Linked DNA regions of Homo sapiens: region 2 is linked to region 1. Evidence: read pairs that join two places in POLR2A ChIA-PET (ENCODE). Cell type or tissue: CD4-positive, alpha-beta T cell. All regions are shown on one strand. Each heading gives the region's core, and the rest is flanking DNA. Links, peaks and the distances in the headings are about the cores only. Region 1 has its middle 35 kb from the start of SC5D. Region 2 overlaps SORL1 (sortilin related receptor 1).

Region 1 (2,913 bases), core at 103-2,602:
AGAAGTGAGGAAGTAAAGACTCCAAGTATTTATCATTACAAAATAGGTGTTATTTTCAAGACGCTTGGCTGAGAAGTAAAGGAGAGGTCAAGAGAGCCTTGCTCCTCGATAGGTGAGTTTTGATGTATTTATAGGCTGAGGGCAGTGAGCTACTGAAAGGCAAGAGAGTTAATTTATAGAAGAAAGGAAACTGTGCATGGAGCAAGGTCCCAAAGGGGAAGGGAGATAATGAATGAAAGCTGATATGAGGGTGGGGAGAAGAGTGTGTGTGTGTGTGTGTGTGTGTGTGGTGTGTGTGGTGTGTGTGTGTGTGTGACAGAGAATGGGCTGGTGGGAGGTGGTATCTTCTTCCCTGAGACTGAAGAAGAGGGAAGGGTGGTTACAGGTGTGATAGAGGTTGCTTGGTTGTTGATGCTGTTTTTCTTATGGAGGCAGGAGGTGAGGGAGGAAGCAGAAGAAGTTCATGCTGGTGGCCTCGGTTTTCATGATGAAATAGGCTAGGCCATGTGCTGACAGAGTGACTTAAGAAGAAGAGTGAAGGCTTGGTGTGAGCACCAGGCAGAATGGGAGAGGAGACGCCAGCCAAGGAAACGGTGATCTACTCTAGAGTTGGCCTGGTTAGAGGGGAGAGGAAAGACGGGAGGATCCTGCAGGCTGGGTGAAAATGGAGGGAGCAGGGAACTTGGTATTCTGTCTAATCCTAACAGTGGCAATGGTCTGCCTGCCTTCACTTTCCCAGTATCCAGCCTCTTTCCCATGCCGCATCCCCTGAGCCTGCACCAGAGCAATGCTGTTGCAGTGTAAGTCCATCACGTCCCTCCTCTGCTCAGTAGCCTGCTCCTATCTCATTCCACGTGAAAGCCAAAATCCTTTCAAATCCTGTCAGTTCTCTGTGTGATCTGGCCTCTGTGAACTCTGACTCCATCCTCTACTCAACTATATCAGCGTCCTCACCCTTTCTTAGGGTACTGCGCTCACGCCCACCTCAGGAGCTTGCACTGTGTTCCCTTGCCTGGAATTCTTCTCCACCAGATGACAAGATCCCTCACTCTCTTCCACCCTTAGCTCTTTTGCGCAGGTGTCTCCGTCCCCATGAGGCATCCCTGACCGCCTATCAAATCTTACCACTTCCTGCTCGCTCCCCTGACATTTCCTCTGCATTTCTCTGCCTTGTTTTCTACCCAGCACTTGATACTGACTTGAATACTGCATGTTTTACTTACCTTGTATATTTTCCGCCTGCCCCAGTAGAGTAGCGATTTAAATCTGTTCTGCTCATTTCTGTATCCCCCGTACCACAGCAGTGTCTGGTACTGAGTAAGAGCTCAATGAATATTGCTTGGACGAGTTCTGATTCAAGGCTGACCTCCTATACCCTGGCTAAAAATGCATGGTTCTCAAATTGTTTCATAGGCATTAGTTTTGTTTAATTAGAGCAGATTGCTTTTAAAAGTAGAGACCTGGTTTACGTGTCATGCCTGTTGATTAATACAATATAATGGCCCTCATCACTCAATTGCATCTGTCCTTTGTCCCATCCACCACTTTATACCTGATCACCTCATCCTGTTCCGACTACCATGTATCCCTTTTCACGCCCTCAACTCCCCCTGTTACCTCGTCTCAGGGAAACCCCATCACTCCTGTGGAAATTATTCTGCTGATTTAATCTTTGCTTTTTAATCAGATATAAGGAGGTGGTGGTAGAAGTGGAGAATGTATTCAGACCATCATACATCATTTTATGGAAGAAAAAGCCTGACACTTTCATTGGCAAATAAATCCTGGAGCTCTGAGTACTGGGAAGGACCTAAGAGGTCAGCTCATCCATCTTCACATCTCTGGGCAGCTCTGCACTGAAAATCCATCCCCTAAATGCAGCTGTCTAGTGGTTTCCCTCACTATTCTCTAAGGAAGCTACCTTCCTGACCTTCTTTGATAAGCCATTTTAGTATCTTAGTAGAAAGCATGAAATTGTTACTAAAGCACCTGCAGTGCAGTAGGGTTACGAAATTGGAGCACAAATGGAGTTAGGAGGCTGGACTCTGAGACCAGAACAACCTGGGTTTGAATTCTGAATTGAACACCAACTAACTGGGTGACCTTGTGCAAGTTAACCTCTTAAAAAAATGAAATAATAAAAAAGACAGTCCTGAAGATGTTATATGCACATATATACACATATATAATATATGTAAATGATAAATATATACTCAATAAATACAGACGTACAAATATATACTCGACAAATGTCTCTTCTCTTCTTCCTTTCTTCTATTCCTCCCCCTACCCCACTGACATGCATTTCATATTTAATAAGCTATCTAAGTCTATTATAGAATTTTCAAGTCTAAAAGATTCATTCAGCTTGATGATATCCCAGACTTTTACGAGGACTATTTCTAAATCATTCCTACTTGAAGAAAAATACAGTCAACTTAGAGGTTAGATCCACAGGCTATGAAGGTTGGATTTGAATCCCAGCTTCAAAATGTATCAGTTGTGTGAATGTGGGCACTTGTGCTCATGAAATCTTCATTTCCTCATCTGTAAAATGGTTGTAAGATATCTGCTTATCTGTGGGGTTCTTGCAATGATTCGGTGAGATTATGTATGGAGAGGATTTGGCATAGTGGCCTGGGACTTAGTGTGTGCTTAATATCTGATAATGATGATGATAATGCTAGCTAATATTTAATACGTATTGCCCATTTAGTATGTGTCAGGCATTAAGAAGTACCTTACAGTCAGTGATGGAGGAGGTTACTGCTTTCATTATCATTACTAATATCATGTTTTAAAGTCCCATGAAGGATGGTGGCAAGGAGTTCTTTCTTCTCAAAGGGTCTATTATTTTGTTGTTAAAGTCAATGAGATGAATCTGAGTCAGTGTGAGTGGTTGCTGTTAACTGC
Region 2 (2,913 bases), core at 171-2,670, 150 kb before region 1:
CAGTCTATTAGCATAAGTGACTTTCTCCAGTTTCAAGTGGAGAAACCAAGAGTACAATGAGAGGAGGAAGGGCAGAGAAGGCAATGAAGGAACATCCCTCTAGAAGGTGGGAATGAAATTTTACCTAGGACCAACCTCTGCCTGGAAAAAGGCAGGACTGGGTCTTGCTTCTGCTGAGGCTGAGGCTGTGAGGCCTAACTGTACATTCAGTGTCCTTTTTTAAAAAGCCCCAGATATGCAGTGGCGCTGGCCCGTAGTCACAGCTACTTGGAAGGCTGAGACAGAAGGAATACCTGAGCCCAGGAATTTGAGGTTACAGTGAGCTATGATTGTGCCCAGGATGTATGGCAGAGCAAGACCCCTGTCTCTATTTTTTAAAAATTATTAAGTAAGCAAATAACAGCGCCAAACATATTTCAATTCTGTCTGACCAATCTCAGGGGCCCCACAATGTTGGCAGAACTGCCATGTGGCCAGCACTGCACAATGGTTCAGGGCAGCACACAGGAGACCAAGAAGGAAGTGGGACTGCTGGCTAATGCAGAAATAGACCCAAAACTCACATGGGCCCACAAGCACCATCTCCATCACAAGGCAAAGCCTTCGGACTGGAACTGGATGCCGCGCTAGCACCTTCTCTCCCCTTCCACAGGCACTCATGCTCCTAGACATCCACGCTGCCCTTTCCTGACATCTTAACCTTTCCAAGCAGCTGCTAACATTCATTTCGACCATTTCAAATGCTCCTTGGCAGCTCGCATTTTCACCTGGGTGATTTGCCTAGGCAGAGCGCCCTGCTGTTGACAGCAAGGCATCCAGCCTTGTGTGATTTTTCTCAGGAAGTGGTAGGTCTGGTGGGGCAATTTGCCTTCCAGGGGACAAAGGCAAAAGTAACAGAAGCAATCAGCACTGTTAAGAGTCATCATTTCCTTCCTGAGAGTCTGGTGGGGTGGTGAGGAGCAGCCTTCTCTGGGGAATTAGAAACTATCTACAGAGAATGCTGCCCCCACCAACCCACTCAGCCTGTTCCAGGCCTGAGGCCCAACTGTCAACAAATTCTCCAAGAAGGCAGCCTTTTTTCTCCTGACTTCTCCAACCCCACCAACTCCAAAGAATATCCACCCATGAGAATCTAAGACACACCACTCGGAGGTACACAGCACTTGGGATGCAAACATGTCACCCCCATTCCACAGTGCAGCACCTAAACTCCCTTACTGGAATCACCCTCCAGTTTCCCCTTGCTCTTGCCCCAAACACCACGGCCCCTGCTCTGCTCCTTCTCCAGATCCAGTGCTTCCAAAGCCCCAGTCCTCTGCCTGCACTAACCCTCCTCCTTCAAGTCCAAAACATCATCTGTCCTGTCTTCTGACTCTTCAGACTTGTGGCCTTAGCAGTTGTTCACCACAACCCACAACAAGCAGAAAGGAAGTCAGAACCCACCTATAGGCATCTGTGTACTATGGAAGAAGCTGGGGAAGAAGAGATGGAGCCTGCCTATAGGTATCTGTGCACTAGGGGAGGAGCTCGGGAGGAGGAGATGAAGCCTGCCTATAGGTATCTGTGCACTAGGGGAGGAGCTGGGGAGGAGGAGATGAAGCCTGCCTATAGGTATCTGTGTACTAGGGGAGGAGCTGGGGAGGAGGAGATGAAGCCTGCCTATAGGTATCTGTGCACTAGGGGAGGAGCTGGGGAGGAGGAGATGGAGCCTGCCTATAGACATCTGTGCACTAGGGGAGGAGCTGGGGAGGAGGAGATGAAGCCTGCCTATAGGTATCTGTGCACTAGGGGAGGAGCTGGGGAGGAGGAGATGGAACCTGCCTATAGGTATCTGTGCACTAGGGGAGGAGCTGGGGAGATGAAGCCTGCCTATAGGTATCTGTGCACTAGGGGAGGAGCTGGGGAGGAGGAGATGAAGCCTGCCTATAGGTATCTGTGCACTAGGGAAGGAGCTGGGGAGGAGGAGATGAAGCCTGCCTATAGGTATCTGTGCACTAGGGGAGGAGCTGGGGAGGAGGAGATGAAGCCTGCCTATAGGTATCTGTGCACTAGGAGAGGAGCTGGGGAGGAGGAGATGGAGCCTGCCTATAGGTATCTGTGCACTATGGAAGAAGCTGGGGAGGAGGAGATGGAGCTTGCTTATAGGTATCTGTGCACTAGGGGAGGAGCTGGGGAGGAGGAGATGGAGCCTGCCTATAGGTATCTGTGCACTAGGGGAGGAGCTGGGGAGGAGGAGATGGAGCTTGCCTATAGGTATCTGTGCACTAGGAGAGGAGCTGGGGAGGAGGAGATGGAGCCTGCCTATAGGTATCTGTGCACTACGGAAGAAGCTGGGGAAGAAGAGATGGAGTCTGCCTACAGGTATCTGTGTACTAGGGGAGGAGCTGGGGAGGAGGAGATGAAGCCTGCCTATAGGTATCTGTGCACTAGGGGAGGAGCTGGGGAGGAGGAGATGAAGCCTGCCTATAGGTATCTGTGTACTAGGGGAGGAGCTGGGGAGGAGGAGATGGAGCTTGCCTATAGGTATCTGTGCACTAGGGGAGGAGCTGGGGAGGAGGAGATGAAGCCTGCCTATAGGTATCTGTGCACTACGGAAGAAGCTGGGGAAGAAGAGATGGAGCCTGCCTATAGGTATCTGTGCACTAGGGGAGGAGCTGGGGAGGAGGAGATGGAGCTTGCCTATAGGTATCTGTGCACTAGGGGAGGAGCTGGGGAGGAGGAGATGGAGCTTGCCTATAGGTATCTGTGCACTAGGGGAGGAGCTGGGGAGGAGGAGATGGAGCCTGCCTATAGGTATCTGTGCACTAGGGGAGAAGCTGGGGAGGAGGAGATGAAGCCTGCCTATAGGTATCTGTGCACTAGGGGAGGAGCTGGGGAGGAGGAGATGGAGCCTGCCTATAGGTATCTGTGCAC

The links. ChIA-PET counts read pairs that join two places held together with the same protein. Peaks named below come from ENCODE experiments on the same cell type or tissue, not always from the same donor. Only the 100,000 strongest peaks of a DNase experiment are listed, where the experiment ranks them.
Region 2: POLR2A ChIA-PET joins it to region 1 with 5 read pairs; 4 of 35 experiments call an interaction of 5 or more read pairs at or near these places.

Annotation. Positions count from the first base shown.
Region 1 is chr11:121,326,641-121,329,553 of GRCh38, reverse strand. No RefSeq gene overlaps it. Among named protein-coding and RNA genes, the nearest start is that of SC5D, 35 kb to the right of the region's middle. In CD4-positive, alpha-beta T cell, for the core only: no CTCF peak of the experiment used is centred there; DNase peaks (open chromatin) are centred at 463 and 1,113; H3K4me3 peaks cover 488 bases; H3K27ac peaks cover 1,616 bases.
Region 2 is chr11:121,480,567-121,483,479 of GRCh38, reverse strand. All of the region lies in intron 3 of SORL1 (sortilin related receptor 1), which reads right to left. LOC105369535 (a long non-coding RNA gene) reads left to right here and starts at 2,819. Exons shown (of 5, transcript NR_169501.2): 1 at 2,819-2,913. RefSeq lists an enhancer at 603-772. In CD4-positive, alpha-beta T cell, for the core only: no CTCF peak of the experiment used is centred there; DNase peaks (open chromatin) are centred at 889, 1,439 and 1,763; H3K4me3 peaks cover 999 bases; H3K27ac peaks cover 1,326 bases.